3 separate regions of the Mus musculus genome follow, and regions 2 and 3 are each linked to region 1. A link is a loop called in an ENCODE intact Hi-C map of the cell type or tissue named here. Cell type or tissue: left cerebral cortex. All regions are shown on one strand. Each heading gives the region's core, and the rest is flanking DNA. Links, peaks and the distances in the headings are about the cores only. Region 1 has its middle 28 kb from the start of Lacc1. Region 2 overlaps Gm30246 (a long non-coding RNA gene). Region 3 holds the start of n-TEttc6 (a tRNA gene).

Region 1 (7,935 bases), core at 1,101-6,100:
AACAGATTCTACTGTGCTACACATTAAGTGATCAATAAATATTTGCCAAATGAATCACTGATGTCCAAATTTGTAATAATTTAACCCCCGCTTATTTAGGTCAAAAGTATCAAGGAAGAAAGAAGTTCAACTCTCAGTGTTGTTACGGCAGGTGGTCTGAGTTAATTTGCCACAAAATACCAAAAGTCAAGAGGGCTGAACTGAGAGACACAGAGTCAAGTGTGTAAGCCAACGGCAGCAAAAATCCAGCCTAGTTCAAGAAGTTGTGGCTTGGGTTAGGGAAACAATAGAGAAGAAAGGCTGAGGCACAGTACCTCATCTTTCTATCTCTCTGGTAAAGAAAGGGAGGACAAGGGCTCTAAGCAAGGCTAACCAGTGAAAACATAGCAGAAGGACGCTTTTCAAGACCCTGGAGACCTAGCATCTGGTGTCTGCTTCCTTCTGTTCAGTATAGGATCAGAGCTGCCTGCAGCTTAATGCCCAAGCCCAATCCAGTACTGTCTAGTTTCGATAGCCAGGGAGGCTCCATGAGGAATGGAAAGATAAATAAAACACAGCTGTCTTCAGGGTGTCTGTTGACTCAAGTGAGCTGAGAAGACACAGCAGCAACGTTAGGTAACAGGCAGCGTGCTCGACAGAGCGTAGAATCGCAGCAAATCATCTCTCTAAATGAGACTTGGAGTTGTGTTTAAAATAGAGCTAGTCTCTTGAGTAGAAGAAAAAGAACAATTTCCTACTTGTTCGTTGCTTCACCTGCACAGTGTAAGGTTCATGCAGAATTATTCTTTGTTTTGTTTTGTTTTTTGAAGACATGGTCTTCTTATGTGTCCCAGGCTGACCTTGAACTTTTGACCTCTCTGCTTCCATTTCCCTAGTGCTGAATTGCATGTTTGTATGATCATCCATGCTCATTTTATGTGGTGCAGTGGATTGACGCCAAGGCTCCGTGCATGCTAAACAAACACTCTGCCAACTGAGCTACAACCCCAGCCTGCCGAATTGTTTTTGCTTCCTTCTAACACTAAATTGCAGTGATTCTCAGTTCATAGGCATATACCGTGAAGACACATGTCTATGTAGATAATAAAATCGCATTAAGTAGACACTGCTAATTTATGATCAACTGCCACAGTAAGGCTAGTTAAGCTTGAGTCTATGAGTCTATATCAGTGGCACTGGTAATTTATTCATGAGCAGTGTAAACAAATTATAGAGGGAATGCCTATCTGTTTTAAAGGACAAACTGTTTTGAAAGCATCGGAGTTCTTCTAAACAGATAGCAGAAGTGAACACCGGCTCCTCCGAAAACACAAAGTAAGATCCCGAGCTGGGAGCCCCTGAGAGAAGGGTTGGCTCTTCCAATGCTCTGACCCTCAGCTCACCTCAGAGCCCCAGGGAGCCAGAACTTGTTTTGACTAAAGGAGAAACAGAGGAAATCATCTGTAGAATCATGGGGCCAGCAGACTGCCTCCCCCTGTCAACCACTCCTGCTGTCCTCATTGCTCTGGCAGTAAGAAGTGTGTATGCAAGACAGACAACAAAGTCGCTGCAGCCAGGATTATTCACAGGTTATTATGTAAAATTCCCTCATTCCGTAAGATTTATTGAATATTTATTTGCTGGGAGCATTGCTACTCATTCCGGTGTCACCATGGATTTTCAATATCAGGAGTTTATTTAGTCTATAAAAACTCCTCAGAACATATTATAGAAATACCTTGTTACTATACAGTTAGTTTCTTTTAGGAATACTGCCTCACAAGGTCGCATGAGGACCTCCCAGGCCAATGGGGCATGACCAAAATGGAAGCTAGGGAGGTTTGGAAGTGGTAAAATTTACAAAGAGTTTTTAGGAGTGAGTCCAGAATAGCTAAGCTGAGAATAAGATACAAATTGGCATTTAAAACCCACCACCAAATGGATCGTGAGTACAGGGTGGGTAAAGGAGGACAGGAATAAGAGTCATATGACCTGTCAAATGAACAGTCATTCTGAGAGCGGACCCAAAGGCTGATCTGGATGGCTCAAGGCTGCCTGGACACGGTGGCATATAGTAATTTGAAGGCTGAAGCTGGAAGATCACGAGTTCAAAGCTACTCATGATCAACAAGCCAGGGATAGAAAGGTTTCTCTAGACACCGCCTCAAAAGAAAAGACTGCAAAGACGGGCCACGGCTGAATACACAGAGGCAGGGCATTTTCAGCTGCACATTTCCTAATGCTGATCATCTGCGCATCCTTTAGGTTTCCAGCGCTGTCATCTGTTAGTGTTTTACCCAGGCCTAGCTTCTCCCCAGCAGCTCTCTCCAACTCCTCCTACCCAAAAGGAGATAGATCCCCATTGTCCAGATGTCCCATGAAAACACTGCAGTTAACCAAGCCACAGTTCTGCCATGGACACCGAGCTCCTTTAGACTAAGGACCGATTCTTTGCTTGTAGAGTTTATATTGAAACCTTTACAATGACTGAGGAACTCCCCTGTGAGAAAAGCTTTAAAAGGTACACGAAATAAGCCACAGAAATTTCATGTTGGGAAGACTGTGGGAAAAGAAAGAAGAAACCCGTGGGAAAGAAACAGCCTTGGGACTTTTTAGGATGAATGCTCAATAATGCATCATTTATTGATGCCTTCCATATATATATGTGAAGCTGATTGGCATACATAAGATAAAAATGCTCCCAAAATAAATTTAGCTTCTCATATCACCAATATAATCTTCCTAGCTGCTGTATCCTCTGTCCTAATGAATGAGATCACCACCCACTCATCCAGTGACCTTAGCCAGGAACCTGGTGGCCACCCAGCCATTTACCTCAATCAGACTTGATTCTTTGCTGACTTACAAGTGCTATTCTGCCCTTTCCTTACTTTGTTTTAGGTCTAAATATCCCCGCCACCCATCCAGGCTCTGTGGTCATTCCAATGTGGTTTCCATGCGGTAGATCTTACTCCCCTCTCATGAATCTCTATAAAACCATGGGGGCATCTTTCTGAAATGCAAGTCTATCTTTCTTATTATTCTTTCTAGACCTTACAACAATGCCCAAAAGATAAAGTCCTAACTTCTTTGCATGTCGTTCAGCCACCCCCATAATGTGGTCTCTTGCCCCTTTATTTTAATATCATTTCTAACCACTGCCCTATACACCTAAATAACAGTGTCGGGCTTTGAAAGATCACGCCATTTCCCCTCAACCCACCTCTATGATCATTTCAACTGTTTGAATTACCTTCAGACTCAACCTCAGGACCAATGTTTTCGTGACTTCCTCTGCAAGAAGCACATGAGTCCCTACTGTGCCTAGCCATTGCCTGTAACAGAGCAGAGCTCCATGTTGTGACAAGGCTTTTTCTACTAGGAGGGAAGAGATAGAGTCTGGTGTAAGAGTGGCTGTGTGTGTGTGTGTATGTATATATGTGTGTATATATGTGTGTATATATGTGTGTATATATAGTGCATATATATATATAGTACATATATATTTTGTGCATATATATATTTATTGTGTGTGTGTATATATGTGTGTGTGTATGTATGTATATATATATATATATATATATATATATATATATATATATATATATTGCATACAATACCTCCAACCCTGAACCATAAAAGTAACTCCTATTTGCAGAGCATGGGTGAGGTGAAAGAAGGGTCTCAAATAAAAAAAAAATTCACAAGCAGTGACTCAGACTTGGAAAGTTGCATTCAGTTTAAAGTTTTTTTTTTTTTTTTTTTTTTTCTTGGTACATCTGAATCAGAGGTTTTGCGAAAGGAGCAAAGAAGTAGGGGGCGGGGGGGGCGGGGGAGCCGGTCAGAACAGGCAGTATCTCTCAATAAATAAAAGATCAGATGTAACAAAAATAACTCAAAGACTTCTGCTTGGGAACCTGAAAGATCGCTGGTGTCTTGATAGGAAATTATAAAGCTCAATTGTACATTCAGACCTGTTCCTGTCATCTGAACTTGAAGCAGTGACTAAGAGGAAGAGCTGGCTAATTACCTGCAAGTCCTTTAGGAGTGTCCTTGCCAATCAGAGTGCTTCTGCCACCTGGTGGCAGTCTACCCAATGTTTTATTCAACTGCTAAGCATGGCTCCTTCTCATTCAACACAACGCTCCCCCACCCCCCACGCCCCATGACATCATGCAAACCAAGAGGGTCAAATCTCTGTGTTCAGTTTAAGGGCACCATGAGACACCTACATCCTCAATGATGTGCATTTTCTAAAATCAGCACCCAGTATCTACAAGGTATCATAAAAAAAAAAGTAATTTGTGTTATTTTGTCACTACAGTCATGAAACTAAGTAGTATTGGGGCTGGACCCAGGGCTGGCACCCCCCCCCCCAACTCCCAAAGTTCTGGACTTTTGTTATGCATACTTAGACATGAAGAAAATGAAGGGGTCCTTAAGATTTGCATGCAGATTCTCTGGTTATGAACACAGCCAGGTAAATAAAGCGCCCAAGTTGGGTCATGCTGGAGTAAACTGTGTGGGCCTCGGTGTCACTGAAACGATTCTCCACTGAAAAGGACACACCTGTTCTTAAATCTGAAGAGACACCATAAGAGATTTAAAAAATATTTCTAATCCAAGGCCCTGCTTTCAATAGACACTCAACGTTTTTAAAAATTGAATCATGGTGATGCATTAAAAAGTATCAGGTAATCCTAGTAAATAAAGTGATTTATAGCTCTGTAGTTCAAAAGGAATAAGGATGGGATTATATCAAAGATGCGTGGGAATCCGTCTACAGAAGCTCCAAATGGCTCTTTGGGGCCACAAAAATAAACCAATATGTCTATAACCCAACAATACCTACTCAAAAGACCATGTTCTATAAATGATGAGATAAATAGTAAACGTCCCAGATAGGGTTTCACACGATTTGTGCGGATTCCACACCCCTCGCTGAGATTGAGCACAACTCAGTGCATTGTACATTAAACCATGGAGGAAGAGTTGATGAAGCCAAATTGAGAGATACTCAACAAAATACCTGACTAACACAGCTCAATGCTGCGGTGATCACGCAACATCCTGGAATCATAAAACTGTTACAGCTAAGATCAACACAAGGAGTTCTGATTAGATGCAGTGGGGGATCCTAGATGGGGTCCCCAAAGAAAAGGCTGAAATATTAGGTCATCAAAAAAAAAGACATTAGGTGAAAAGAAATTTAATTTTACTGAAGTATGGATTTTATTTGATAATAGTGTATTAACACCAGTTCATTAATTTCAAGAAGTAAATCAAACTAATGTAAGATGTTCAGAGACACTAGGAGTGGGGTTAATATGACTCGTTCTATTATCTTTGCAATTTTCGGTAAAAGTGAAAGCTATTCTGAATAATGTTTTAAGAAAATGAGCCAGATCTCCCATTATAATCAGCAATAACCAGTGCCATGTGGTGAATCAAAGAAACACCAAAATATTATTAAATGACTCTTGGGAAATTAGATAGCAAACCATACAGGAGAAACAAGAAACATTCACTTGAGAAGTGAGAAAGATAAAACATGATTTAAGAGTAAATATTATTTTTATTAAGTAAAACATAGGAAAAATCCACAAACAACCAAAAGAGAAAAATATGCACTTTGATAATTCCATGTTTATAGTGTTTTGAGTTAAGCTGTTCTCAGACTATGGGTTGTAAGCCCTTTGGAAATTGTATATCAGATATCCTGCATATCAGATATTTATATTATGATTTATAGCAGTAGCAAAGTTACAGGTATGAAGTAGCAATGAAATAATTTTATGATGGGGAGGTCACCATAACATGGAGAACTGTATTAAAGGGTTGAAGCATGAGGAAGGTCGGGAAGCATTGTCTTAACTGAAGAGAAATTATATTCAGAACAAATTAATTGGTCTCATTCTGCTTTGGGGATAGAATTAATTTAAGTGCATGGACATTCAACATCTGCACGTATCCATGTATCATGCCTAGGGTAAGACAGAAAATATCAGAAAGTTGTGGTGCTAGACTAATGGCTTAGCTCCTGATATCACTGTGGCTGTATTTTGACGTTTGGGGAACATCGTGGAAGGAGAAAAATCCATCATCAGGCAACAGACAGAGAGGTAAGAGCACCAGGGCTGAAGACAACACCTACAAGGCTTATCAAGCACAAAGAAGTTGCACTGGAGCCTGCCCAGAGCTCTCAGCTTTAGAGACTAGTGTTCATGGTACTGGAGGCTACCCTGCATGCCATGAAAGGAGAAAGATAAATCCAAATCCAGCTACCAAGTCTGTGATCTACAATGTTGATTCTCCTGCAAGATATACCGGTGCAATTGTGGCAGAAAGCTCGTCTGATTTAACTTAAAGCCTATGCAATGGAGCCCATCCCTAACACTGCTTGAGTGGCCAAGAACCAGAGGCCAGATAGGCAAACCGAATGCATTCTGTGTGTGTGTGTGTGTGTGTGTGTGCACACGCGCACGCACACATATATATGTATACACACACACGCATATATATATATATACATATATATATATATACACACAAAATTGTATATATGTATATACAAAAGCAGATACAGGACAAAACAAAGACACAAACAGAAGAAAAGAGCCGAAGAGAGAGCGTGAGATACACATGTAGATGCAGAGACACACATGTTTATGCACACAGAAAACAGGAAGCTCTGATGTTATGCAAAGGACCTACAAGGTAATAAAACAAACAATGCCCCAGCCTTGTTAAAACCTTCTGAGACAAAGAACCCCCAACAATGCCAATTCCTTTGTTTTGTGTTGGCCAGCTACAGCTGGGCATGGTGGCTGGCCTTATGGGTGATTCCACTGTGATTCATTAGCAAGAACTGATTTTCCATTTGCGATTGGTCATCAGTGAACATCACGTCTGAGTTAGGGATGGGTGTTTGTGTGTGTGTGTGTGTGTGTCTCCTGTCAGTACTAGGACCTGGTGTCAGAAAACCACTCCCATGAGTTGGAGAAGGTGTGTGGTGTTCTGATAGAATTTACAGACTCCCAATTCTGCAATAGAAGCTTCTTAGAGAGGAGGCCTACAAAGTTAGCTGGGTTCCAACATCTTTGAGAAAAGCCAAGCAGAGCATCACCATACATTTTAACTGTGGAGATTTGAACAAGAGTGACTTCCATAGGCATGTACATTCAGACGTTTGGTCCCCAGGAGGTGGAACTGTTTGGGAGGGATTAGGATATGTGTTCTTGTTGAAGGAAGTGTGCCAATGCCCACCCCATTCCCTGTTAGTTCTCTCTGCCTCATGGTCTCCCACCATGGTGGTCATGAATTCAATCCTCGGAAACTGTAAAACTCAAATTAAATATATTTTTAAAAGAAGTATTTTCAGGCACTTTATGAGTAGGCTGTTGCATTCAGAAAATACTTGTATTTCTTATATTCAATACAATGGTCATTTTGCAAGATTGAAAAGCAAAAAACAAAACAAACAAACAAAAACAAACAAACAAACAAACAAACAAAAACCTGACTTCTTAAATTCTGTCAAAACAAGGTGGCAAACATTAAATATTCTTAAGCACATACTGCCACCCAGTGGCTGAATATGCACAGTGCACAAAGAACGGCCAAGGCGAAAACAAAGGCAGTGTGAGGTTCTGACAGGAATGCTTCAGGCTGAGGCTCTCACTGTGAGGCTTCTTGTCAAGCTTTGTGTTCAGAGAAGACTGTCTGCCATCCCTAGTAACACTCTGGATGACATCACTCATTCGCAATGCTAGGGTAAATTTTAATATATTTATTTTTAAAGTGGCCTGAGCAGGGCCTTTCAAGCAGTGAGAGAAAAATATGTGAGATCTGTGCTTACCACCTCAGTAAATAATAAAATCTCTTTAATACAAATGAAACTCATGACTGCGAATGTCTAGGAAGACAAACCAAGGGCACGTTATTTACCACAAGTCA
Region 2 (7,935 bases), core at 1,459-6,458, 220 kb before region 1:
AGTACTTATTCTACTAAACTATGGGCCTTAGAGTATTAACCAGTGGGTTCATTCTTAACAAACTGCCACAACCTTGACACCTGAAAACAACAGAAATGTCACACACTTCCAGAGACCACAAGTCTGAAGATAGTGTCAACAGATCACATGCCCCGCAGAGGCTGGGGAAGAAATCAGCTCCCACCCAGGTTCTGGAGCCTTGTGGAAGCTGCCAGAATTCCTTGGTGTTCCTTGGCTGTGTCTGCAATCCTTCTATGGTCTTCCTCTGCCCTCATAGTGAAGTCTTCTCTGGAGTGTCTCATATTCTTTAACCATACTTTTGAGGTGTTTAGGGCCCACCCAGGTCACTCCAAGTGATCGCTTTATCTAGAGATCCTTAATAGTCAAATGCTCAGAAATTCTACTGTATAAACCAACAGTCACAGGTTCTAGAGCTTTCCAAACGATTCCTTAGAGGGCATCACTCAGTCTACCATGACCCCTTATGAGGTGACAGACAATCCTGGTTTTCCAGGAATACCTTTCTTTTCTAGTTACAAAAGAGAAAGCAAAGGCAAACAACTATGGTTCCATTTACTAGGCTGCGAGAGGCAGAGGGAGGATTCAGCAACTTTCCTTGTTTTTTAGAGCATTTTGCAAAAAACCAATCTGGTTAATCAAGAATTATGTTGATGAGGACACTCGTGAGTTAAGATTTTCTACATAATTACATACCACCCCCCCCCCCATGAATCTACCTGTGGAGGGTGAAATGGGTATAATATAAGGCCTCCCCCTTGGCTAAGAGGAATATAAAATCTCTAGGTAGTGTGTTAGTCTACGTTTAGTTGCAATACCCAAATACCCGATGCCAGATCATTTGTAAAGAAGAAGGGTGTATTTAGCTCACAGTTCTGGAGTCCCAAGAGCATGGCAGCAGTCTCTGCTTGGCTATGGTGAGGTGCCCATTGTGTATGGCATCCTGATGGTGGGAACACGTGGCAAATGGGGGGCCAGACAGCAGGGAGGGGCTGGTCTGACTCACTACAACCACTCTCTCCAGAACTATCTGGAGTCTCAGGAGGCATTAATCCCTTCTGGTGGCAATGTCCCCAGGAATCTAATCTCCACCCTTATGACTCACCTCTTAAAGGTTCCATTATTCTCCAATATCACCGTACTGAGTCCCAGGATCCCAGTATATGAGCTGGCAAGGGACAAGCTATGTCAAATAATAGCGGATAGGAAACCGAATATTTCCTTAGAGAGAAAAGACAGCACAGTAAATCATTTGTCCAAGGGTGCCATAAAAGGTAATGAAGATGACAATTCTGGGGACCCTCCTGTCCATGGGGTAGGTAGACAGGAACAGCAACTCCCCAAGTGCTTTCAATAGGATGGACATGAGTGGCTGTGCTATCCTGGACCAGGGTCAGTGGAGTTGCCCGCTAACTAATAAAGATTTTAGTCCATGTTAACTAAAGCTATAGCTTTAGTTATTTCTCCTTTTAAAAAGACTTCACACAGAGATACGCCCATGTATCCGAGTCTCCGTTCTAATTCAGGATCAAGAAAATATAGTCCTGTGTTACCTTTGAAGTTTTCAGCCTTCATCTTGAGAAAAGTTTTTCCTTAGATCCTAGGTCCTCCCCAGACAGAGAAGGCAGTGTGACTAAGAGCCTGGTGACATCAAGCTGAGACGCAGCATGTCCCCTGTCCCGCACTCTGTGCTATGTCCTAATTCTCTTGCCTCTCTCATGTGCTCATGTGTGGCTAGGTAGGAAAGTGTGTTTGAGGACTGAATAGTGGACTTGGAAGGATGGCACAGTAGTTAAGAGAACTTCCTGCTCTTGTAGGGGACAGGGTTCAGTTCCCAGCACCCACACCTGGTGGCCCACAACTCCCTATAACTCTAGTTTTAGGGGACCTGACACCTTCCTCTTGCCTCCTCTCACACCTACATGTGTGTGGTGCACATAATCTCTCATAGGCACATAGGCATGCACAGGAATCAAACTCAGGGAGTCCTAGTCCTTGGGTTCCCAGATGGCACCCTATTGTTGGAGCTCCAGTAAGCAGGGAACCAGCAGTTCCCCAATGCTGCCTGAGTAGTTTGAAAGGACTAGAGAAATTCATTTCAGAAATGTGAAAGTATAAAACCTGTCTGTATTCTCGCCCAATTTTCTCGTATCTCTGTCTCCCTCACCTAAAGCTGCTCCCATCTCAGAACTAAAAATTATTCATTAACTGAGATCCGTGAAAGGCTCAGTATGAATAACCGAATATGGTAGAATTTTGGACGCTGTGACAGGAAACAGGAAGCTCAATGCGGGGGCTGTGGGGTCTGTCCTTAAGCTTTGGGGCACTTGCCCAATGACTCAGAGACCACACCTGCCCACTCAGCCTACCCACAAGGCCACTGCTGGGTATGACCAGCTCTGCCGGGCCCATGCCAGCCTGCACATACTTCTTCCTCGGCTGGCAGCTACAGGCCAAGGAGGGTATCTCAGAACCAATGTTTCCTGGCTGAAGGCCAATCTTGATCTAGTGCCTAGGAGGTGCAGAAAGGCAGGGACAAAACATAAAACAATCCAGCTTAGGGGCTGGAGGAATGGCTCAATGCTTAAGAGCCTTTCTTGCTTTGGCAGAGGACCTGGGGTCAGTTGCCAGCACCTATTTTAGCCTCAGGGATCACTTTCTTCTGGATTCTGAGTATGCACAGGTTCGAGTGTGTGCACTCCCACACATACACAGGATGAAAAAATAAAAACAGTGTCTTAAATGAGCCAGCATGAGCAGGTGTCACTCTGCGGATTCAGACTCCATCCCATCTCCTGTAAGGGAAGTATCCCTTTATTCCCATTCAATAACGAGTTATTGAGGGGCAAGTTGGCTCTGCAGGAAAAGGAGCTGGCCACCAAATCTGACAACATGAGTTCAATCCCCAGGATCCACATGGTAGAAGCAAACTCCTTCTGTCTGGCTTCCACATGTGGTTATGGCACACACACACACACACACACACACACACACACACACACAGGATTGCAGGCACACACAGAGGACACTACACACACACTCATAGACAACACTATGCACAGATTCATATATATACACACACACAATGAACTATAAAATGTAAAAACAATGAAAATAAAAACAGGGTTTTTGTTGTTGTTTTTTGTTTGTTTGTTTGTTTGTTTTTTCTGAGACAGGGTTTCTCTGTGTAGCCTTGGCTGCCCTGGAACTCACTTTGTAGACCAGGCTGGCCTCGAACTCAGAAATCCGCCTGCCTCTGCTTCCCAAGTGCTGGGATTAAAGGCATGTGCCAACACTGTCTGGCTTATAAAAACAGTTTTTAATGCACATACTTTACTTATACAAAAATACCAAGAAAAAGGTTACAAACATAATTCTAATAATGTATATCAAAAATGTATAACAGCAGCATAAGGTGATCATACTACAATGGAATATAGGAAGATAAAACTCCAGGTTCTTGGAATAATTGTATGCATGTGCATAATAGCTAGTCTTGGAGCCATGTTTGAGGTATCCAAGAGGGAAGAGCATTCTGAGGTCCTGAGAATTGAAATAGGGGAAGAGTGGCGAGTATAAGTTTTTACTAACTTTTAGTAGAAAATTTCAATTTTCCACTACGGATATACACAGCAGGCCACAGAAGTATTAACAGCGTCCTTGGCTGCCACCAACAGAGAGAAGACTATCTAAACACTATATTCTTGCAGGATTAAGCACACATGTTCTTACCATGACATGAACCTGTTTAGTGCTTACAGTCTAGAGAGCGAATGTGGTTGGGCTTATTTTCTTTGTAACCCTATGCATTTTCTCTGGCACATTTGAATGCAATATTCTGAGAAGGAACCCACAGGCTTCAGCAGACAGCTCAGGAGGCTAAGGGCTTCTAGAATGGAAGCCACCTGTCTGTTTGGTGATACCCAGAAAGCCTTATTGCTGAGCTGGTGTGTAACATTAAGAGGCAAAAAGTGTTCTCTGATTAACTCGTTCGTTTCTTGAACATAATAACAACAGACGAGCCCCCTGGATGGAGTCCCGGAAACTGAACATTTGAAGGCCAGTCATCTCCAAAGTGACTTTTCTCTGCATGCCAGCATGAGTCAGAGAGGATGCTTAAAGTACTCCAGAGACAGAGGACTTGAAACATAGAAGGTATTAATAGAATCCCTCCGACCTTGGGGCTTCAGTTCCTCCCACAGCCTTCCTGGTCACATGTTGGGCATCCCGAGAGGCTGAGCCTGACTGTGTGAGGAAGACTATTGGAGACACTCAGCCGAGTCAGGAGCCCATGTGTTCTGTAGCTGTGACAGGGTCACAGTCCTAAATCCAGTATGAGGGAGTGGAAGGGATTGGTCTGAATTCTTTCTGGGGAAAAAAAAAACAGCTCTGCCATTTGCCACCTGTCCAAAAGTTTGCAGAAGTCCCCTGCAGAGTTTATGTTAATCCCAGGAGTATCACCTTGTTGTTTCACAAGAAAAGTTACCAAGCTTTGCAAATGGCACAGGGTCAAATCAACCAGCTCTTTTGGGAATCTCATGGACCCACGTCCTCTTCTCTGAGATCCATGCATCCCATTTCTCTCCGACTAGTGAGTTAGCTTTCTGCCACAGATGGCAAGTAGTTTCCCACTGGGGTATATCACCGGATCACATGACATCTTCACGTTTTCAGAGCAGGAAAAGGAATGTCATTTTTGCTTCTCACAGGCCACAGAAATTTATTAGCCCTTGAATTCCATGTTCATATTTGGTATGGCTTAAGGTAGGAATATGTTGAGAGTGATCAAGCAATCTGAGAGTTATTCATGTAAAATGACCCAACTGTCCAGCAACAGAGACGAACAAGGATGATTTGTAGTTCTGCATTCTGTAAGGGTCTCCTGAACAGTAACGAGTCTGAACTACTGCTACCTGCAAGAACACGGACCAGTCTCACGGGTAGAAGACTGAGGGAACCAGAGAGAAGAAAATATAAAGATTTCTATTTATGCGGAGATCAGCCACAGGCAAAGCAGGCCTCACCGTTAGAAGGCAGAGCTGGGACTACCCGGGCACAGGAACAGTGGTTGAAACAAGACAGGAGGAATATGGAGTGCAAGCAATAATTCTAGTTCTTTTTTTTAATTTATTTTTTTATTAGATATTTTCTTTATATACATTTCAAATGCTATCCCGAAAGTTCCCTATACCCTCCCTCCACCCTGCTCCCCTCCCCACCCACTCCCGCTTCTTGGCCCTGGCATTCCCCTGTACTGGGGCATATAAAGTTTGCAATACCAAGGGGCCTCTCTTTCCAGTGATAGCCAACTAGGCCATCTTCTGATACATATGCAGCTAGAGTCAAGAGCTCTGGGGTACTGGTTAGTTCATAATGTTGTTCTACCTATAGGGTTGTAGACCCCTCCAGCTCCTTGGGTGCTTTCTCTAGCTTCTCCATTGGGGGCTCTGTGTTCCATCCTATAGATGACTGTGAGCATCCACTTCTGTGTTTGCTAGGCACTGGCAATAATTCTAGTTCTTGACTTGGTTATGTGGAGTGTATGTGTGTGTGTGAGTGTGAGTGTGTGTGTGTGTGTGTGTGTGAGAGAGAGAGAGAGAGAGAGAGAGAGAGAGAGAGAGAGGGAGAAGTTATAGAGCTGTATATTTTGAATTTGTGCATTTTTTCCTGTGTCTATGCTATATGTCAAACCAAAAACCTAGATTTAAACCTTAAGCTGCAGACCTGGTAGGTAACTTGGTCAGCAAAGTGCTTGCTTTTCAAGTGAGGGGACCTGAGTTTGACTCCTGGAGCTGACATTTTTTTTTAAATTGGGCACAACTGTTTGCATTCGCAATGCCTGCATTGGGGTGGAGGTGGGGGTGGGGGTGGGGGCAGAGTTACTGAGCAAGGGAGATCCCTCGGATTCTCCGGCCAGCAAGCCCAGCCGAGGTGAGTGAGAGGCCCGCAAGAGACCCCGTGTCAGAAGATAAAAGAAAAGAAAAAAGGAAAGGAAATGAATGATGCATAAAGAATGAAACTCAAGATTGTCAGCTGACCCAGACAGACAGACAGACAGACAGATGCATGCATACACAAACATCACGAGCACGAGACAGAAATGTATGTGGCCATTGTGTTTGATTTTTAATATAGCCTTCTCCAGAGTACAGATGTTCCCTGGGGACTGGTAATATCTGAACTGGTGTCACAACATCAGAAATTCTTAATTGGGATTTTTTTTTCTAATAAGGGTCACCAGGAAATAACCTATCCTGCCTTCTGTCTGTGACTGGATTATAACACTACTTGATTGACATTTTTTGTTCATTTAAATGGCAGCTATCCTCAAACCAACTAGAATCTGCTCTAATGACTTGTTTAAATGACCTTAACTAGAGAGCGATGCTGTGACCTGCCCTTCAGAGAGCTTCTCTCCAAGCAGGCAAGGTTGACCAAGGTAGCTCTGCTCTGACAAGGGCACCAGCTAATCCTGTACACATGGCAGCTGTACTTGTTCCCACATTTGCCTGCAGTGTGCGCTCAGCATGAGGTCAAGTCAGCAGACCCTCCTTTTAATTGCTCAGCCCACAGAGAATCCTCTTCCCCTAATTGGTAGCTCCAAGTGGGAGCGGGTTTTCTAAGCAGGGCTAACCAGAGCTGTGCAGTCTCTTCCAGGGCCCTCCTTCTGTTCCCAGAGTCCTCTGCTGGGTCTGTTAAAGTTCTTGCCATCCCTCCCGCCTTCTCCCTCCCCATCTTTGCATAGAAAGCTTCTGGGATCCCTTTTGCTTGTAGTTCTGCCTCCCTGCCCACCCACTGCACAGCAGAGTGCAGCAGATGAGCTCTTTGTTGGTGGTGTGAAAGGCAGGAAGCTTGCTAAAGACTCGCTGAAGCTCAGCTCCCACTGCAAGGCCCTGCATCCAGCAGAAGAACAATGAAGGGACCTCCCATTCTCCAAAGCTCCTTTTGGACTTCCACATTTTGGGCTTTCTCTGGAGTAGGACCTTCATTCTGCTTATTAGTGTGGAGCACTAGAGAGACAGCAGGTGCTGGTTTTAGACAGAGCCTACGCCTGAATCTGGCAGGCTGCCTTCTAAGCCCTTGGCAAGTTATTTCCCTCTGGTTTCAGTAAATTCTTAACCGTGAAATAGGACTGATACCATCTTCCTTGCAAGGGACAGGGGAGGTTATATAAACAGAACGTATGTTGCTTGGAGAACAGTGTTTGTAGATGGTACTTCAAATGCATTTACTCAGTAAACATCCCATTAGCGTGGAATAGATACCAGAAACCTGGATGACTGCGGTGACGCACAAAACCCCCACTCTCAGCACAGACTCCTGTTCTTATGATCACTAAGTGCAAAGATGCTGTTATAGTTATTTAAAGAGAAAAACATGCAGGATTCTCTACATGCTTATCATTTGCCTATTTCAGCATCCATCTCCCCTCTGTTCGTGTGTGTAACTCTTTTACTCGTATCTATACATACTAACTACAGTGTGTGTTGCTGTTAAACTTTATGCTCTTATAATTCTCTATGTGAAGAGAAGTCTGCTATAAAATTATAACTACATACGTACGTGGAGATAATTGCTTCTGAAGCATAGGGTTTGAGACAGCCCTTTTAAGTTTCTACTTTGAAATTGTCTATGATGTTTGGCATCTCTAACACTCAGGACCATTTAAAGAACTTTAACATAGTCAGGTTTTATGAACTAAAACTTGTGGAAGTATAGACAAAATGCCAAAATGGAGAATGTCAGAGTTGGTGTGAGAAGTAGGGAGTTTGTGAAGTGCAGTAAATCTTAAAGTGGTTAAAACGTAACGACCCTCCCCCTTTCACTTTCAAACTAAGTACAGGCCCAGGTGGGTTTATGGGTGAGTGGTTGGAGCTCTAGAGGAAGAACAGATTGCTGGCCATGTTCTAAGTTACC
Region 3 (7,935 bases), core at 1,986-6,985, 860 kb before region 1:
CTCATGTGACACAAAGTCACACATAGATACAGATACATATAAACCTTTAGGAAACAAACACAATGTTGTGTTGCACAATGTTTTGTTGTTGTTTCTCAGCTCTGCTCTGTTGTCTTGTATATATGCCTTTCCAGTCAGTCTGCTACAATCACACACATTCCCACAGATTAAACAGAATCTCGTCAGAAGAAAGCAATCTGTCTTTACTCATGACTCTTTTTAGGGGTTCTGTTTTCCTTTCCTTGAAGAAGCCATACTGGGATTAAAAATATAAGAATAGAAAAGGGACTGTATGCATTTTACCATAAAAATTAATTTTAGGGAAACGGAAAGTGAAGTTTAGACCCTTTCACATCTCGGTTGCTGGTGGAATGCAAATCAGAGGGCTGATGACAACATGCAGTGCAGAATTCGAGAGGCCTGCCTGAGGTGTGGAAACTCCCTTACCAATCAAGTAAGACTAGTGCCCAGTCTACCAAACATTAGCTGCCTGTCGTTTGCACTGGGGCATTAAGACATTACTAAGGATTGATGGATGTATCACTCGCCAAGTCACCTAGAGCGTCCGACGGTGCCAGTTCAGCTCCCCTCGAGGAGAACAGCGGAAGCCACTCATGCCACGAGACTGAAACCATTCTGTGTAAACAGCAACGGTACATGTATACTTATTTTGCACAACATCACCTATAAACCAATGCTAGAGAACTCCACAATTGAACTGCCCCCCCCAAAAACCCTTAAAAATGTGCTCATGCTTATGTTAAAAAAATGAGTTTATTGGTTTCCTCTAAATCTCATTCAAAGCTATGGAGTCATGCACTTTAAGAATTGGACATCCCAGTCGGGCGTGGTGGCACACACCTTTAATCCCAGCACTAGGGAGGCAGAGGCAGGCGGATTTCTGAGTTTGAGGCCAGCCTGGTCTACAGAGTGAGTTCCAGGACAGCCAGGGCTATACAGAGAAACCCTGTCTCGAAAACAAACAAACAAAAAGAATTGGACATCCCTGCTCTAGATGTTCATCGTGTATGTACAGCAGCCAAGACTGTTTCTCTGAGACTGATTATTGAATAAATGAAGGGACCATCACTCAGACACCAAGGAGTGGGCTTGTGATGGCTAATCTTGGTTGTCAACTTGAGTTCAACCCAGAGTTACAATGATCTGAATAAGTTGTTGGGGGAAGCTTTGGCCTCCCAACAGCCTTTTGAGGTCAGACCTGGTCTTAGAAGCTGGACCTGGTGATGTCAGGCTGTAGAGATTAATTTGCCCTGGTGCTCACCAGGGGAGGGGCTGCTACCCCAAAGAGCTCCAAGGTTAGTTCGGGATTCAGCCTTAGCCCAGGGTCCAGCCCGAGTCCACTGGCAGGGACTTGCGATCAGAACTAACAGCTACGTATTTCTAATGTTCTTCTAAAAGCTAGCTCTCCGGCCCCCTGACATGAAAAGCACCTCCAGCCCTGGGTGACTGGCAAGCAGGCCTGAATGACAGCCACATCCCCTGGCTACTGTAGTGTCTGGCAAGTACAATATGTTTGGGGCTTTCCCCCAGTGTCAAACGGTAGATAAAATGGGAGAGAATCAACCATGTATTCACCCGGCCAGAAATAACTGTTCCTGTGTCAACAAGAAACCTTTGTCTGTGTGTACGTTTCCTTCTCCCGGGGAACATTTTGTTCTTGCTGCTGGTTAAAAGGTGGCGACTTTTAGATAGAAGTACAGCAGGAAGTATTTAAGTTAGATAAAAAACCGAGACTACTCGGCCAAATGATTGACTACGGGATTAGGTTCCCAGGGGTTTTATGGAATCTGACTTAAACTCATGAACCTTGTTGAGCAATTCCAGGGTGGTGAGAGATCTGCCTTGATGTGATTCTTTTGAAAGCGTGTGTTTTGGGATTCCGAGAAAATGGGCGTGGCTTGTGATCGGGAGCCCTGGGAAGGTTTCCTGGAGCTGAACTGGCCTCAAGGTTGGCTCAGAGTGGAGAGGCTGGCCTGGCAGAGGGACAAGGAGGGCGGAGCATGTAGACTGTTGTGGGGCTGGGAGCAGGCTGTGCCAGGGCACAGTATGGAAAGAGAGGCTTGCCTGGGGTATTTGGAGTTTACAGACAACTAGAAATGGAGACGGACCCAAGTTTCTGGGCTTCAGTGGCACCCTACTTTTAGAGCCAAAGACAGTTTAGTCCTATGCATTGGTGAGACTCAAAAATCGAAGGACATCGCAAGGGCAGGTGTTTGCTAATGGTCACACTTCCACCCACCCAAACCCCCTTTTTAAAAAAGACTCTATAGCTGTCTTCAAATTTGTGAGCCACCGAGCAGTCAGTATTTTTAACCGCTGAGCCATCTCTCCAGCCCCCATACTTCCACCCTTGCTCCCTGAAGTGCTCTTTTGGAAGTCCCCGGTAGATGAAGCTGGGACTCTGGATTAACAAAGTCACTGGAAAAGTCTTCTGGACTCCCTGTCTCTCGGGCCCAAGCAGGGCTGCCTTCTAGGAACCCACGTCGCGTCCCACGTCCCACGTCCCACGTCGCATGAGAGCCAGCCCTAAAGCAAGCACAGGCCTGAGAGCAGTGAGTCTGGGCTGCATTTGACTCCTTTCTTTTCTCCATCTGGCCCTCATGCTCCGCCGGATCCTCCAAAGGAGGAAGCCGCAGGAAGAAGTGAGAAGCAGGCTGCCTGCCTCTGGTGTGGTATTTAACTACTATATCACTAGCTCTTAGTTAGTTTGCTCTCTAAGGAAAGGAGTTTATGATGCTTACTCATTTCCATGGTCTCAGTGTGGCTGTCTCCAACTACCAAAGTGCTGTCCTGAAACAGAGTCAGGAAGAGAAGCCCACAGTAAACATGGAGAACCAGAAGCCAGCAATTACTCCCAAACCTAGAATGGGATAGAGGTCAGAGACTTGTCTATAATCGATTGAATTGCTGTCTGTTCTTTTTACTTAAAGAACCTAGAAGGTTTCTGGTAGTTACTGTCCAGTGGTTAAAACAAAGAAACAAACAAACAAACAACCCCGGGAGTTTCAGTTTTAGGAAGTAGTGAGACAAAAGCAAACTTGTTCGGGAGGGATTGGGAGTGGGGGTGGGGGTGGAGTACCTCTATCATGTGATTTACAGTTAAGATTGAGGGAGGGGGTGCTTTGCTGAACTCAGGAGTCTCCACCCATTCCTGAGGAAATATTGGGTTAATGGCTGCTGGGGGAGGGGAAGATATTTTCCTCAATGGTATAGCCACTGGCCAGGTGCCCATGAACCTGTAAACCTTTTCCCAGTGTTCAGGTAACTATCCCTAAGTATGTTGGTACACACACACACACACACACACACACACACACACACACACACACAGCCTCAACAGAGGAAGAGAACCAGCAGGATCCGGTTTGTCAGGAGGGTATGGGGTGAATATGATCAAAATACATTATGCACGTGTGAAAACGTTACAATGAAACCCATCACTGTACATTTAAATATATAATAACGAAAACTTTTAAAATGTAAACTTTCAGCAGGGCGAGGTGATGCGCGCTGTTGGTCGCAGCACTCCGGAGGCAGGTTTGCATGAGCTACGGGCTAGCTCAGTCTATATAGGGAAACTCTTGTTTTTATTTTTTAAAAGAAAAAGTAAACTTGTATTTGGTTATATCCCATGGATGGCAGCCACCCAACGAATAGGTAGCATTGGTGATTTAGATCCTTGAAACTGTAATATACCTAAATTTATTTATAATATACCTAAAATTATTATCCTGAGACTAAAAATTGGAAGCCAAACATGAAATCTCTGCCTGATCCACTCCCTAAATTCAGAAATAGGATGCAGGGCTCTCTATAGGTGGTAAGGTTAGCTTTGGAGAGTATTCTGGACGTTCCCAAACAGGTGTCGCTCAAAATGACACCTCATGGAAAAAAAAAAAAAAAAGGAAACATCAAAGCTAGTATAGAAGTTGCCGGCGGTGGGTGGACGGGCGAACTTCGGGAAGAGGTTTCTCCTGTGCATAGTAGATATTGCGGTTGTAGCTGCTAGCCTCTTTGTTGGCTGCTCAGATCCCGCGCTCTCCTAGCCAAGGATCTTTTTATCATTGTAGGGCGAACACGGCCAACTTTTTCTATTTCGGAACTGTTGCGCGCCTGCCTCTGGGTGTCACTCGGAAGCCGTAGAAGACCAGCCCCAGGCTCTTCCAAGTTCCCGGGGTCAGGACCGGAGGCAGGCAGGATTTAAGGGGATCCAACATCAACAGAAAGAACTGTGTGACTGAGCATCGTCTCTGTGCGCGGCTCCGATCCACCGAGAAGTGCCAGAGAAGGAAGGCGGCCTCCTGGCCACCGGGTTCCCGGCGTCCTAAAGAGGATTGGTGGCTGGGCACCTGGGTGAGAGCCGCAGCCAGCCTTCTGGCTTGGCGTGACTGCAGCAGTAGAGGTAGCCTGCGTGCCACAGCCGCTTCTATGCAGAGCTCTGGTCCCACGGAGACCAGCAGCATCAGGGGAGAACCGATGCTTTGTCATTGTGGATCCGATGGCGCCACAAAAGATCGGGACCAGAAAACTGCAGAGCGCAGTGTGGGAAAGTGGTTCACGCATGCGCAGAACCAAGTTTACAGTCATGGGTGGAGTCTGCAGATTATGGGAGGAGCGGAGTGAAGAGACTCAATTTGTCTGAGCTCTGTGACACACTTGTCGTCTCCCACATGGTCTAGCGGTTAGGATTCCTGGTTTTCACCCAGGCGGCCCGGGTTCGACTCCCGGTGTGGGAACGCCAATATCTTTTAGAATAAAGACACTAGGTTCACAGAAGACACTGGATTCACACTGCCCTGACTTGAGAAGTGAGTTTTTAGAGTTTATATCCCATTCTCTGAGCCGCAACGCCACAGAAAGAGACTTAAGAGAAACGGCATACAGGGCTAAAGTGATGGCTGGGAAGAAAGAAAACGAGAGATCGCACACCCCTCCCCTGGCATTTGGACTCGACCAAAGAAATCGAACTCTTTGACAGAAAGGGTGCAATTTAGGGGGATTATAGACTCGGAGGCTGCATGAACCTGTCTGAACGAGATTCAGACGTCTCACTTAACTGGGGTTAAAAGGAAAGAGGAAAACGAGATCTACAGACAGGAAATAGATTCAGGGACGGCCCCTCGCTCTTGTTGCTGGAAGACCCGCATAACAACCAAGCTGCACATCTCCTACATATTTGTGAGGAGCCTAGGTCTAGCCTATGCTAGCTCTTTGGTTAGTGGTTCAGTCTCTGCGAGGCCCAAGGATCCACGCTAGTTAACTTTATGTTGGTCTTCCTGTGGAGTTCCCATCCCCTTCCGAGCCCTCGATCCTTCCCCTAAATCTTCCACAAGACTCCCGGGGCTGCATCTGATGTTTGACTGTGGGTTTCTGCATCTGTTTCCATGGGCTGGGGGTGGAGCCTCTCCGTGGACAGCTATGCTAAGCTCCTGTCTGCAACATGACCGTGTGTGGGCGGCCTTGTCTGGCCTCCGTGGGAAAGGATGCGCTAGTCCCGCAGAGACTTGATGTGGGGTAGGGGGGCGGGAAGGGGAGGAACCCAGGGAGACGTCCCCATTCCCAGAGGAGAAGGGGATGGGGGAATGGGCCGGGTGGGGGAGCTGTAGTAGGGGAACTGGGAGGAGAGGGTGGGTCAGGTATTGGGAGGCAAAGTGAATAAATAATTAAATTAATGAAAAAGAAAAGGTCTGAGAGAGGGAAGAAAAAATAGGTTTTCAGAAATATTTAGTAGCAAGGAGATACCAACAATAAAAACACACTTTCTTCTCTAATATATTTGACTGACTGACTGAATGAATGAATGATACCTTCCAACGTTCATGCTTGACTAGAATTGGAAATTTCAGTATTTCGGTGTGGCCAGTGCTGAGATGTCTCACATCCCCACCCCCCCACCCCCCTCTCAAGTCCTTCACCCCTTCACGTGTCCTGACATGCAGATAAGAAACTCTACAAAGGTTAGAGGCCCCATTTCTCTCCACTAGGGTTGAATTTTCTGACCCCGCCCCCTCACCCCCCGCCCCCCCCCCCAGTTTGTTCTAGACTACCAACAACACTGAGAAATGTCTGTAGAAACGACTTGGCCTCCCCAGGTCTGTGAAATCCACTCCATCAAAAATTCTTTCAGATTTTAAGGGAAACAGACGTTAGTCATCCTTCATGAGGACCTAAGGCACAATATATGTGGTAGCTCATACCTGTAAACCCAGAATCAGGGAGGCTATGAGGACTGGCGCCAGTTCTCAGTCAGCCTGGGCTACACAGTGAGGCCTTTTCTCGAAACACACACACACACACACACACAAACACACACACACACACACACACACACACACAAAACAAAAAACAAAAAACCAAACCAAACCGAACCAAAATCTCTAGCAGGACTTCAGAGGAGAAAAGGATCGATTAGCCAGTTCAGCCTTTATTGAACTAGATAGAACAGGGCTGATTGGAAACTGCAGATCCTAACAATAGCAGGTGATATTCATTGAGCACCTGCTATGAGCAAGGATGATTTTACACACTTTATGTTATTACTAGATGGCATTACTTCTGTCAGGGCTCGATTAGGAGATTTGGTGGCACACTCATAGAGCGTTTAATAAAGATCCTGTGTGCCTGTGGGAGCTAGAGGGCAACCTTGGGTGTCTGTCTGTGGGGGGCTAGAGGGCAACCTTGGGTGTAGCTCTTCAGGCTTCGTCCGCCTGGCTTTTGTGAGTTCTGAGGGTTGAACTCGGATCCTTGTACTTTACCAACGGAGCCTTCTCCTCAGCTCCAATATAGGGACTTACAAGTGTCACATACAGTTTTGGATAAACAAGCATGCCAGCCCGTTACACGGATGACGTAATGCTAATTGGTCTGAGTGAACAGGACTTAGCGATAAAGAATTTTCCTGTCAGGGGATGAGAAGTAAATTCAAACAAGATGCAAGAACCTTCGACCTTAGTAAGCTTTCCAGGAGTCAGGCTGGCGAGGGACGACTCTGCTGGTAGAGGGGCTTGCCGCTAAGCCTGAAGACCTAAGTTCCGTTCCCAGGACGACTCCTAAGAGCATATTCTCACCCTCACATGCATGCCATGGTGTGTGCAAATAAATATGTGTGATAAATAAATAACTGTGATGAAAATGTCCATGGGTCCTGTCATGTGGGTCATGCAAATATATTCTGTTTAAGGAATAAGTCACTGTACCGGGTCCCTTCTGCCCCAAAAGCTGTTAGTTTTGACTGGGACCCAGAACCGGGGTGAAGGTTCTGCAACAAGTGACAGCTGTTTTGTCACTTGTTAGAGGCAGGTGGCAATGCTGTCTGCAGCCTTTGGCAAGGCCTCATAGGTGAATCATGATGAACGCAGGGCCCTGACACTTTGTCATGAGCCCATTGCCCAATGACAGGCATGGCTGGAGAAAAAGACTGACCACTACACCCAGAATGGACTGTCCTGTCTACTCGACTGTCCTCCTCTGCCGAGGTCACCTTCTGATGGGCGTTTACATGTGACACAAATATCTTCCCAGGGCCCTGCTGTCATCTGCAAACATATATCCTCCCTTTGAGAAACAACTTCTGGCCTGCTGCAGGGTCTTGGTAGAAACTCAGCACCTGACAAGGGGACCCCAAGTTACCACACAGCCTCACCTGCCATTATGAACTGGCTGTTATTTGATCCACCAAGTCGTAAAATTGGACGCATGGTAATCCACCATTAAATTGAAGTGATATATATGTGATTGGCCCTGAGCAATTCCTGAAGGTGTAGGTAAGTGACAAAAGAAGTGGCCCAAACGCCTACAGTTCATTCTGCTGATATGGAGTCTTTCACCCACAAGCATGTCCTTTGCTTCATGTGGTGGACCCTCAGCCCGGTGACTGAGGAAGAGGAGTCCAAAGCCTTAGTCACAGATGGTGCT

Evidence for each region. Hi-C counts contacts between places; a loop is a spot of excess contacts. Peaks named below come from ENCODE experiments on the same cell type or tissue, not always from the same donor. Only the 100,000 strongest peaks of a DNase experiment are listed, where the experiment ranks them.
Region 2: it touches region 1 in a loop (2.8-fold over the local background); 2 of 42 quality-filtered maps call a loop at or near these places.
Region 3: it touches region 1 in a loop (2.4-fold over the local background); 13 of 42 quality-filtered maps call a loop at or near these places.

What each region holds. Positions count from the first base shown.
Region 1 is chr14:77,004,390-77,012,324 of GRCm38, forward strand. No RefSeq gene overlaps it. Among named protein-coding and RNA genes, the nearest start is that of Lacc1, 28 kb to the right of the region's middle. In left cerebral cortex, for the core only: a CTCF peak has its summit at 4,051 (motif pointing left); DNase peaks (open chromatin) are centred at 1,415 and 4,048.
Region 2 is chr14:76,785,389-76,793,323 of GRCm38, forward strand. All of the region lies in intron 1 of Gm30246 (a long non-coding RNA gene), which reads left to right. Among named protein-coding and RNA genes, the nearest start is that of Gm30246, 8.6 kb to the left of the region's middle. In left cerebral cortex, for the core only: no CTCF peak of the experiment used is centred there; a DNase peak (open chromatin) is centred at 4,188; H3K27ac peaks cover 415 bases.
Region 3 is chr14:76,148,089-76,156,023 of GRCm38, forward strand. It overlaps n-TEttc6 (a tRNA gene), which reads left to right and starts at 4,686; the gene lies at 4,686-4,757. In left cerebral cortex, for the core only: a CTCF peak has its summit at 4,142; DNase peaks (open chromatin) are centred at 2,001, 2,517, 3,640, 4,211 and 2 more places; H3K4me3 peaks cover 1,810 bases; H3K27ac peaks cover 1,063 bases.